2 separate regions of the Homo sapiens genome follow, and region 2 is linked to region 1. Evidence: read pairs that join two places in POLR2A ChIA-PET (ENCODE). Cell type or tissue: CD4-positive, alpha-beta T cell. All regions are shown on one strand. Each heading gives the region's core, and the rest is flanking DNA. Links, peaks and the distances in the headings are about the cores only.

What was found. Peaks named below come from ENCODE experiments on the same cell type or tissue, not always from the same donor. Only the 100,000 strongest peaks of a DNase experiment are listed, where the experiment ranks them.
Region 2: POLR2A ChIA-PET joins it to region 1 with 7 read pairs; 3 of 35 experiments call an interaction of 5 or more read pairs at or near these places.

What each region holds. Positions count from the first base shown.
Region 1 is chr6:16,655,249-16,659,649 of GRCh38, reverse strand. ATXN1 (ataxin 1) reads left to right here. Exons shown (of 8, transcript NM_001128164.2): 3 at 1,749-1,874. Among named protein-coding and RNA genes, the nearest start is that of ATXN1-AS1, 100 kb to the left of the region's middle. In CD4-positive, alpha-beta T cell, for the core only: no CTCF peak of the experiment used is centred there; a DNase peak (open chromatin) is centred at 1,679; H3K4me3 peaks cover 275 bases; H3K27ac peaks cover 2,015 bases.
Region 2 is chr6:16,729,492-16,733,892 of GRCh38, reverse strand. The region is part of intron 2 of ATXN1 (ataxin 1); the gene reads left to right. Among named protein-coding and RNA genes, the nearest start is that of ATXN1-AS1, 29 kb to the left of the region's middle. In CD4-positive, alpha-beta T cell, for the core only: no CTCF peak of the experiment used is centred there; DNase peaks (open chromatin) are centred at 2,122 and 2,512; H3K4me3 peaks cover 1,115 bases; H3K27ac peaks cover 1,271 bases.

The sequences.
Region 1 (4,401 bases), core at 136-4,135:
CCCAGAATCCAGTCAAAGTACATATTAACTTTCTGTATGACTTTAAAAAGAGGTATGTCAACCTCCCTGGGTCAGCAGGTTCCTTTGCAGAAGACATTGGAATGAAACGTCAAGGACCTCTTCCAATTATAGAATACCTCGAGATATGAAGTTGGTAACAAATAAGAGAAATGCAGCAAGATATTTTTAGTTAAAAAAGAAAAGATTGATACAAGCCAGTAACTTGCAGTGAACTTGTTTAAATCCTCCTCCTCTCTCCAAATTCTGTTTTTACCAAGCCGGTAAAGTAAAGACAGTTTGTCATGCTTTGAACTTCCTGGCTTATGTTGATTTCTATCAGTATGTTGCCTTACACATTTGAGTGGGAGCTGAGTTACATAAAACTAATAAAATCCTTACAACCCCATTTTCTGTGGGTACTGATAGCATCCAAAAAATAAAAAAGGCTTTTGCCATTTTCAGGCAGTTGTTCCTCCGGCTAGATGGAAAATTGAATGGCATTATCTCAACTCACATGTTTAAACATTAACGGAGAGACACTTTCTCCTCCTCAAAAGTTTTTAGTGTTCCCAGGAATTTAACCACAGATAGACACAACTCCTCAAACGTCCCGAAAAAAAGGTTGACTATTCCATAAAGTAATAGTTACAGAAGGCTTTCAAGGAATTAGTTATTCACACAGTAAGCTTCTGAGGCATACGAGCATATCCTCTTTCTTACAACTTGGTCACTTGATCCAATCTTTGATGATCACCGTGGGACCTTTGGAGATTTATGGAGTTTAGGGTTACAAGTATGATGTGGCCACCATACTCAGGGAACTGGATGACAGTCAGCCGATGGGTTTTCAACATAGATGAGGATGAGCTCATAAAAGGCTAAAAAAGGAGGCAGACACCTTTGGAAGACTGTTTCTAGGCTCTCAAATGGCCATTGTCAAAAAACAAACAGTGGGGTGGATTTGACTAAGCATCAGAAGATGCTTTAACAACAGCCTGTGACAAGTGAGCGTTAAAAGCTCACAAGGCAGAAAGGAACTTTTCAGAGTGACCTTGTCAGACGAGGTTCTAATGTGTAGGCTTTATCAGCTGCTCTGAGTGGGGGTAAAGAGGCATGCATATTTTAAACATTCATTTCATATTCAGTGTGTAAAGTAACTACTGCTTTTCAGCTTGGGTGGAGAAAGTATTTATCAAGAATCACACAAGGGAAACCCATGCATTACCTACTTATAGGGCAAAATGGAAAATGTTCTCTCTCTTATGCTTTATCTTTTTTGTTCCATCTTAATAGCTCTTTATTTAAAAAGTATTCACATCAGTTGATTAGTCTGAGTCTTTCATTTGAAGCAAACTTTCTTCACTTTCTGCCCTTGATACTGCACATCAGTCTTTAATCACTTAGACGTACTGAATTTTTCTTTATTCACATCTTTCAATCGGTAAACTTGAAATTTTGCAAGTGCATTCCCACTGGTGTACATTCTGATTTTCAAGACCTGCTACCTCCCCCAGTGTCATGCTTGTTTTTTTTTTCTTTCTTTCTTCCTTCCCACACCCCACCTCCAGTATTTTAGGGCACCTTATGTAGATAAGCAGTGAGATGGCTTCATCCTGATAATTAACATGCTTGTTTGAGGTTATGAAATATACATTTGAGAAAGGCCAGGGATTTCCCCCTGAATATCCACTAACTGCTTGAAGTGGCATTTTCATTCTGACTTGGTATTTTGTTTTGTTTGACTGCAGCATACTGGAGCATAGTGAAAGAGTCTATTTTGAAGCTTCAAACTTAGTGCTGCTGCAGACCAGGAACAAGAGAGAAAGAGTGGATTTCAGCCTGCACGGATGGTCTTGAAACACAAATGGTTTTTGGTAAGTCATCCAAAAGACTTGACATCTTTTAGCTTTAAATGTCATCGGGCATCACTTCACTGGTGTACCAGAACTTCTTCTTCAAGCGTATTGCTATTTCTCTACATCCTAAATAACAGGACATTTGAAAAAATGTTGTCCTAGTGACAGAGCACTGAGAGAGCAACCGCATTTACTTTATGTGTTTGTTTCTGAAACTTGCAGAATAGTATGATCTGAATAGAATGTATTTGTGGTTAGAAAAAAGAACAAAAGCAAAAACAAAGCAAACCCAAACAACTAAACACACAAACAGCAAATAAACTACATCTACCAGATACTCCATTTTAGCTGAAAACATAAGGGATTAATCGCACGAGAGGAAGTAGATTCAATTTAATGGCAAGTTTTTTGCGTCTTGTGATCAAATACAGTCATGTGCCACATAATGAAGTTTCAGTCAACGACAGATCACACGTATTACAGTGGTCCCATAAGATTATAATACTGGGCTGGGTGTGGTGGCTCACGCCTGTAATCCCAGCACTTTGGGAGGCCGAGGCGCGCGGATCACGAGGTCAGGAGATTGAGATCATCCTGGCTAACGCGGTGAAACCCTGTCTCTACTAAGAATACAAAAAAAAAATTAGCCGGGTGTAGTGGCGGGCGCTTGTAGTCCCAGCTACTTGGGAGGCTGAGGCAGCAGAATGGCGTGAACCTGGGAGGCAGAGCTTGCAGTGAGCCGAGATTGCACCACTGCACTCCAGCCTGGGCGACAGAGCGAGACTCCATCTCAAAAAAAAAAAAAAAAAAAAGATTATAATACTGTATTTTGGTTGTACCTTTTCTATGTTTAGATGTGTTTAGAGGCACAAATGCCTACCATTGTGTTACAGTTGCCTACAGTATTCACTACAGTAGCATGCCGTCCAGGTTTGTAGCCTAGGAGCAATAAGCTATACCGTATAGCGCAGGCGTGTAGTAGGGTGTACCATCCAGGCCTGTGAAAGTACTCTGTGATGTTGCACAGTGACAAAGTCACCTAACAATGCATTTCTCAGAGCATATCCCTGTCATTAAATGATGCATGACTATTGTGATGGGCAAGGTGAAAGATGATGGGGGTTTCCAAGTCCTGTTCAGCAAACATTTACTGAGTAACTTTTAAGTATACATGGGCCCTTGAATGACAGTCTTAGTCTGGGGGTTGGAATTCAAACACTCTAAACTATAAATAAATGATAAAACCATTCCAGAGCATACACCAACATAATGTGGACTTCCAGGAATTTTTTTTTTATCAACCCCGTTCATGATATTACCTGGAAGCAGAGTCCTCAAATTGAAGCCTAGGTCTGCCCCACCTATCTTGGTCACCTTGGAGAACTTGCTCATCATCTTGGAACGACTTGCCTTTAAAGATGTATGTGCCTAACTGATCTCCAAGGTCTCCTGCAAATTTATAATTCAGTTCCCTCTAGTGCAATGAATTAAATAATTATCCACTTCAGTTCTTGCCCAACAGAATTTCTGTGTAGGCTTGGTGGTCATTTGCAGAGGGGCTCATTGTATCAACCAGTGTGGAGGAAAGGAGCCAGGTCCTCGGGGGGTCCCTCCTGGCCCCATTTGCCCATTTGACAGCCAGCCCTTTGGTCAAACAGGACTGTCAGCATCTGCAGTAAATAATTTTTTTGTTTTTTTTTTTTTTGAGATGGAGTCTTGCTCTGTCACCAGGCTGGAGTGCAGTGGCACAGTCTCAGTTCACTGCAACCTCCACCTCCCAGGTTCAAGCGATTCTCCTGCCTCAACCTCCCGAGTAGCTGGGACTACAGATGCGTGCCACCATGCCCAGCTAATTTTTGTATTTTTAGTAGAGCTGGGGTTTCACCATGTTAGCCAGGATGGTCTCGATCTCCTCACCTCAGGTGATCCGCCTGCCTCAGCCTCCCAAAGTGCTGGGATTACAGATGTGAACCACTGCACCCGGCCCGCAGTAAATAATTTATTCCCTTGCAACATTAAAAAAAAATGTGGCACAGTGCTTTATGAATATTATATTCATTTTTATGTATTTAATTTTAATTTATTTATTTATTTATTTATTTGAGACGGGGTTTCTTTCTCTTTGTTGCCCAGGCTGGACTGCAGTGGTGCAATCGTAGCTTGTGCTGGGACCATATGAGACTGGGACTATCCTGGCTGTCATTCATAAAGTCTTCACTGAATTTTTAGGACTTCGCTGACTGGTCTCTCTTTATGAACTTCTGTCACATTTAGGGCCTGCATCATATAAAATGCACTGCTATGTGTTGTTCTGTTAGTGTTTGTCATCACGCCATCAGGGGTACACACAGCTTCAGGGCAGGAATCATCATCACAGACCAGTAGCCGAGACTACAGGCACGCGCCACCATGCCTGGCTAATTTTTCCATTTTTTTGTAGATACGAGGTCTCGCTATGTTGTCCAGACTGGTCTGGAACTCCTGGGCTCCAGCAATCATCCTGCCTTGGCCTCTCAAAGTGCTGGGATTACAGGCATGCACCACT
Region 2 (4,401 bases), core at 144-4,143, 74 kb before region 1:
TACAGGCATGAGCCACTCCACCCAGCCAGTGGTTCTTTTTCATTTGAGATGGAGTTTTGCTCTTGTTGCCCAGGCTGGAGTGCAATGGCACGATCTTGGCTCACTGTAACCTCTCCCTCCCGGATTCAAGTGATTCTCCTGCCTCAGCCTCCCAAGTAGCTGGGATTACAGGCATATGCCACCACACCCAGCTAATTTTGTATTTTTAGTCAAGATGGGGTTTCTCCATGTTGGTCAAGCTGGTCTTGAACTCCCGACCTCGGCCTCCCAAAGTACCGGGATTATAGGTGTGAACCACCATGCCTGGCCTGTTTCTTTTTTTTTTCCAAGAGGTCAGTTCTCAGTCTGTTGTCCGAACTGGAGTGCAGTGGCATGATCACAGCTTTACTGCAGCCTTGAACCCTTGGGCTCAAGTGATCCTCCTACCTCAGCCTCCCGATTAGCTGGGACTGCCGCTGTGCACCACCACACCCAACTAATTTTTAAAATTTTTTTGTAGAGACAGGGTCTTGCTATGTTGCCAAAGCTTGTCTCGAACTCTTGGCCTCAAGCCATCCTCCCGCCTCGGCCTCCCAAAGTGTTGGGATTACAGACATGAGCTGCCGTGCCTGGCTGACTTGTGGTTCTTAATAGTGTGGCTCTTAAAATAGCAAACATTTTTGGGAACCAATGTGAGGGCACTTCATAACACAATCAAAAACCATTAAGTGGAATATGTTAAGATAATGTAACCTTGTTGTTGTCCCTTAATGCTTTAATGCAGGCTTTCAGCAAGTAGTAATACCTGGTATGGTGGGTGTAAAACTCAGAATGGGTCCCGGCATGGCAGGAATAAGAGAATTCTTTCATCGGTTGGAAAATATGTTTGAATAATTCACTACATTTAAAAAATAGGTAAAGAGGCTTTTGGTTTTGGTTGCAAATTGCACTCATCCATGGAAGTTTTTCAAGGGCCATACAATTCTGTAGATGGAGGTGGCAATTTAATGCAGTCTTAGCTGTTTAGGATTTAGAACTATGTTACTTTTAATTTACTTCCATGAAATTACAAAAACATGTAATGAAGCTAAAAAGATTTCAAAAGAAGCACATCTAGTCAAACATAAAAGTACTTAATAAGGGCATACATGTAGAAGTATATTAGTCTTTGCACATATTTACATATGTATGTTTTGGTTGCTTAATATTTTTCAAGTGCTGCATGCATTTGTATGTGTAAATACAGTGTGCACCCTTTATAGAACTAGTGTTGGGGGACTCTTTTATCAGCTATTATGATTTGGAGCTTTATCAAATGGAGTGATTTTTTTTTGTGTGTGTGTGAGATGGAGTCTCACTCTGTTACCCAGACTTGAGTGGAGTGGTGCCATCTCGGCTTATTGCAACCTCTGCCTCCTGAGTTCAAGCAATTCTCCTGCCTCAGCCTCCAAAGTAGCTGGAATTACAGGCACCCATTAGCACGCCTGGTTAATTTTTGTATTTTCAGTAGAGACGGGGTTTCACCATGTTGGCCAGGCTGGTCTCAAACTCCTGACCTCAAGTGATCCACCTGCCTCGGCCTCCTAAAGTGCTGGGATTACAGGCGTGAGCCACCACACCCGGCCGGAGTGATATTTTCCAATGGTCATGATTCTGGCCTGTAACACCAAGCAGTATAACGATGAGATTGAAGTGTGACCATGTGCGTCTGCCTATTTTTATGTTCTATCTCATCTTTTTGCTTGGAGAAAAATTATGTTGAAAGACTACAGTGTGCCTATAAAGCTTCAAATATGAAAAAAGAGCTACATATGACACTTTGTTGCAGTTAGTCCATTGTCTCAAAAACATGCTATAAAAATATGACAACTAGAAAAGTCTTGGCAAATGTAGCATGAGTGTTGCCGGTTTAAAAGCCGTGTTTGAGTACTCTAAAGTACTTTTCTGTGACAGCTATTACTATAGGAATTGGCACCAGCTAAGAAAATTTACAGTTTAATACTTTAGAGCAAATAATTGCTTAGGGTGCTTTAAATAGCACAGGAAATGTGTAGAGTGTTTACTTGACATTTGCTATATTGAACACTAATACTGAAACAGATTCTTTGACCACAGAGAATGCCAGTGTAGGAGGGGTGGGGGTAGGTGGGAGAAAGAGGCGGAGAAGGAAACGGCAATACAATTAGATAAAAATTAAATGACAAATGTACTTTTTCATGATACAGAGATATCATGGGGAAAAATGCCCATTTGTTTGATCAAGTAATCTTCTAGTGTGGTAGCAGAAAGCAAAGTACAGACAACTTCCTGGGATTAGGTTCCTCCTGCTAAAGGCTGTCTTCACCAGAAGGTCAAAGCCTTGCAGCCCTTGGTCGCTCTGGTTTATTTTTCAAGCTCCTGAAAGCAAGAGGAATGACCTCCGTTTTTATTAAAAAAAAAAAAAAAAAAAAAAAAAAAAAGAAAAGAAAAAAAAAGCCTCTCTCGTTATCTGTCTAATCTGCACATGCTTGTGATTTTTTTTTATGACGACTCTGATGCCCTCATTTCTCATTGCAGCTCAGTGCTTGTGATGTTTTTTTCCCCTGAATGCATCTTGCACTCCCAGAATCTTCTTTTCATTCTTCCCTGGCTCTGTTAATACGGGTCTTATCTTAGAACGGGGTCTAGTGCAGTTTAGTGTAGCTCTTACATGCAGAGCATTTTTTTTTTGCACAAACTGCTTCTCGTGGATTGTGATTCAGTTGCACTTAAAGGGAAAAATAGAGTATATTTTAGGCTACTAAACCTCCTTCCATTTGTAGGCATTTGAGCCAGTTATACAGTGTCTTTCAGGGAGTTTTACATGCATATGTTAATAACCAGTGGCACCTGTGATAGGTCCAGGAATGTGAAATTGTGCAACGTTAATGACATTTGTCCAAGCTTCTTCCTTCTATCTTGTCAATATGAGCTACTTTTAAATACACAAAGGAATTTTGAAAACACCAATCAAAAGTCAAAATTTCACCCTGCAGCATGGCCCGGCACCCAGAACACTCAGCAAGAGGAAGGTCTGTATTTATGGCTTTTCCACTGACTTGAAATTTGACCTGGAATAAATCATGTTTAACTTCTTTATGCTTCAATTAGCTTTTGAAAGATATGTGTGGTTGTGTTTAGCCAGTGGAAAGGCAATAACTGAAGTTCACAACGAAAGGAGAACTTGAAGGGAAATTTTGTTAGGAAAGAACAGTGGGCAAGAATACAATCTTCAGGCAGGGTGCTATTCCTAAAAAGTCTTGGTACACATGGTTCCTAAGGAAGGTGGGACATTTTCTTATAATATTCTTTCTGTATTTTGTAGAATTAAGAAATATATTATTGTACATAAATATTTTATATTACATTATATATGTATAAATACATTTATATATATATATATATATACATACTGTTTTACCCTTTAACTCCAGAAAGCTTTGCGTTCACACATCTTTTTCCCTAACTTCTACCTATAAAGGGATTTTTAGTGATAATCTTGAATTTAAATTGTAATCAAGCAGTAACAAACTTCATTTAATATGCAGACATCTAATTTTATAAAGGAAATTCCAAGTTATTGTTCATTTCCATTTATTAATTTATTTATTTTGGGACGGAGCCTCACTCACTCTGTTGCCCAGGCTGGGGTGCAATGGCACAATCTCACGTCACTGTAATGTCCATCTCCCGGGTTCAGGTGATTCTCCTGCCCCAGCCTCCTGAGTAGCTGTACAGGCGTGCACCACCATGCCCGACTAATTTTTGTATTTTTAGTAGAGATTGGGTTTCACCGTGTTGGTCAGGCTGGTCTTGAACTCCTGACCTCAAGTGATCTGCCTGCCTCAGCCTCCCAAATTGCTGGGATTACAGGCGTGCGCCATCGCGCTTGGCCAATTTTTGAAGTTTCTTTTTTTAATCTGTTGCCATCTCTGAGATGAGAGGTTTTTCATTCATTTGGGGAAAAAGGAAGAAAGGTAATCAACATTTATTGAGCACCTACTGTGTGCCAAACAGACTGCTAAGCACTTAGTCCTTAAGTACCCTACGTGACTGATGTTCAGAGGGCCATTTTCTCTGTGTCAGGAATCAGGTGGGAGGGCCAGAATCCATAGAACAAAAATATAACCGTTGCAATAGATAATTAAAAAGAGGGACCTTTTAGTTAGTGGCACCCAAAGCATCATAGTGTGGGCTGTGAGATCTCAGTAAACCAGTTGTTGGTAGGTTCCCCCAACTCAGAGACCTCCATGAGGGTTGGATGGCTGGATTGCAACATGGTGCTAAACCACATCTCCCTGGTTAAGCCATTTCAGTTATTGCCTCATTTAAGTTGCATTGCTGTAAAAGACATAGGTATGACAAGTTGCAATGCCTAAAATTCGAACGAAAGAATACAGGCTT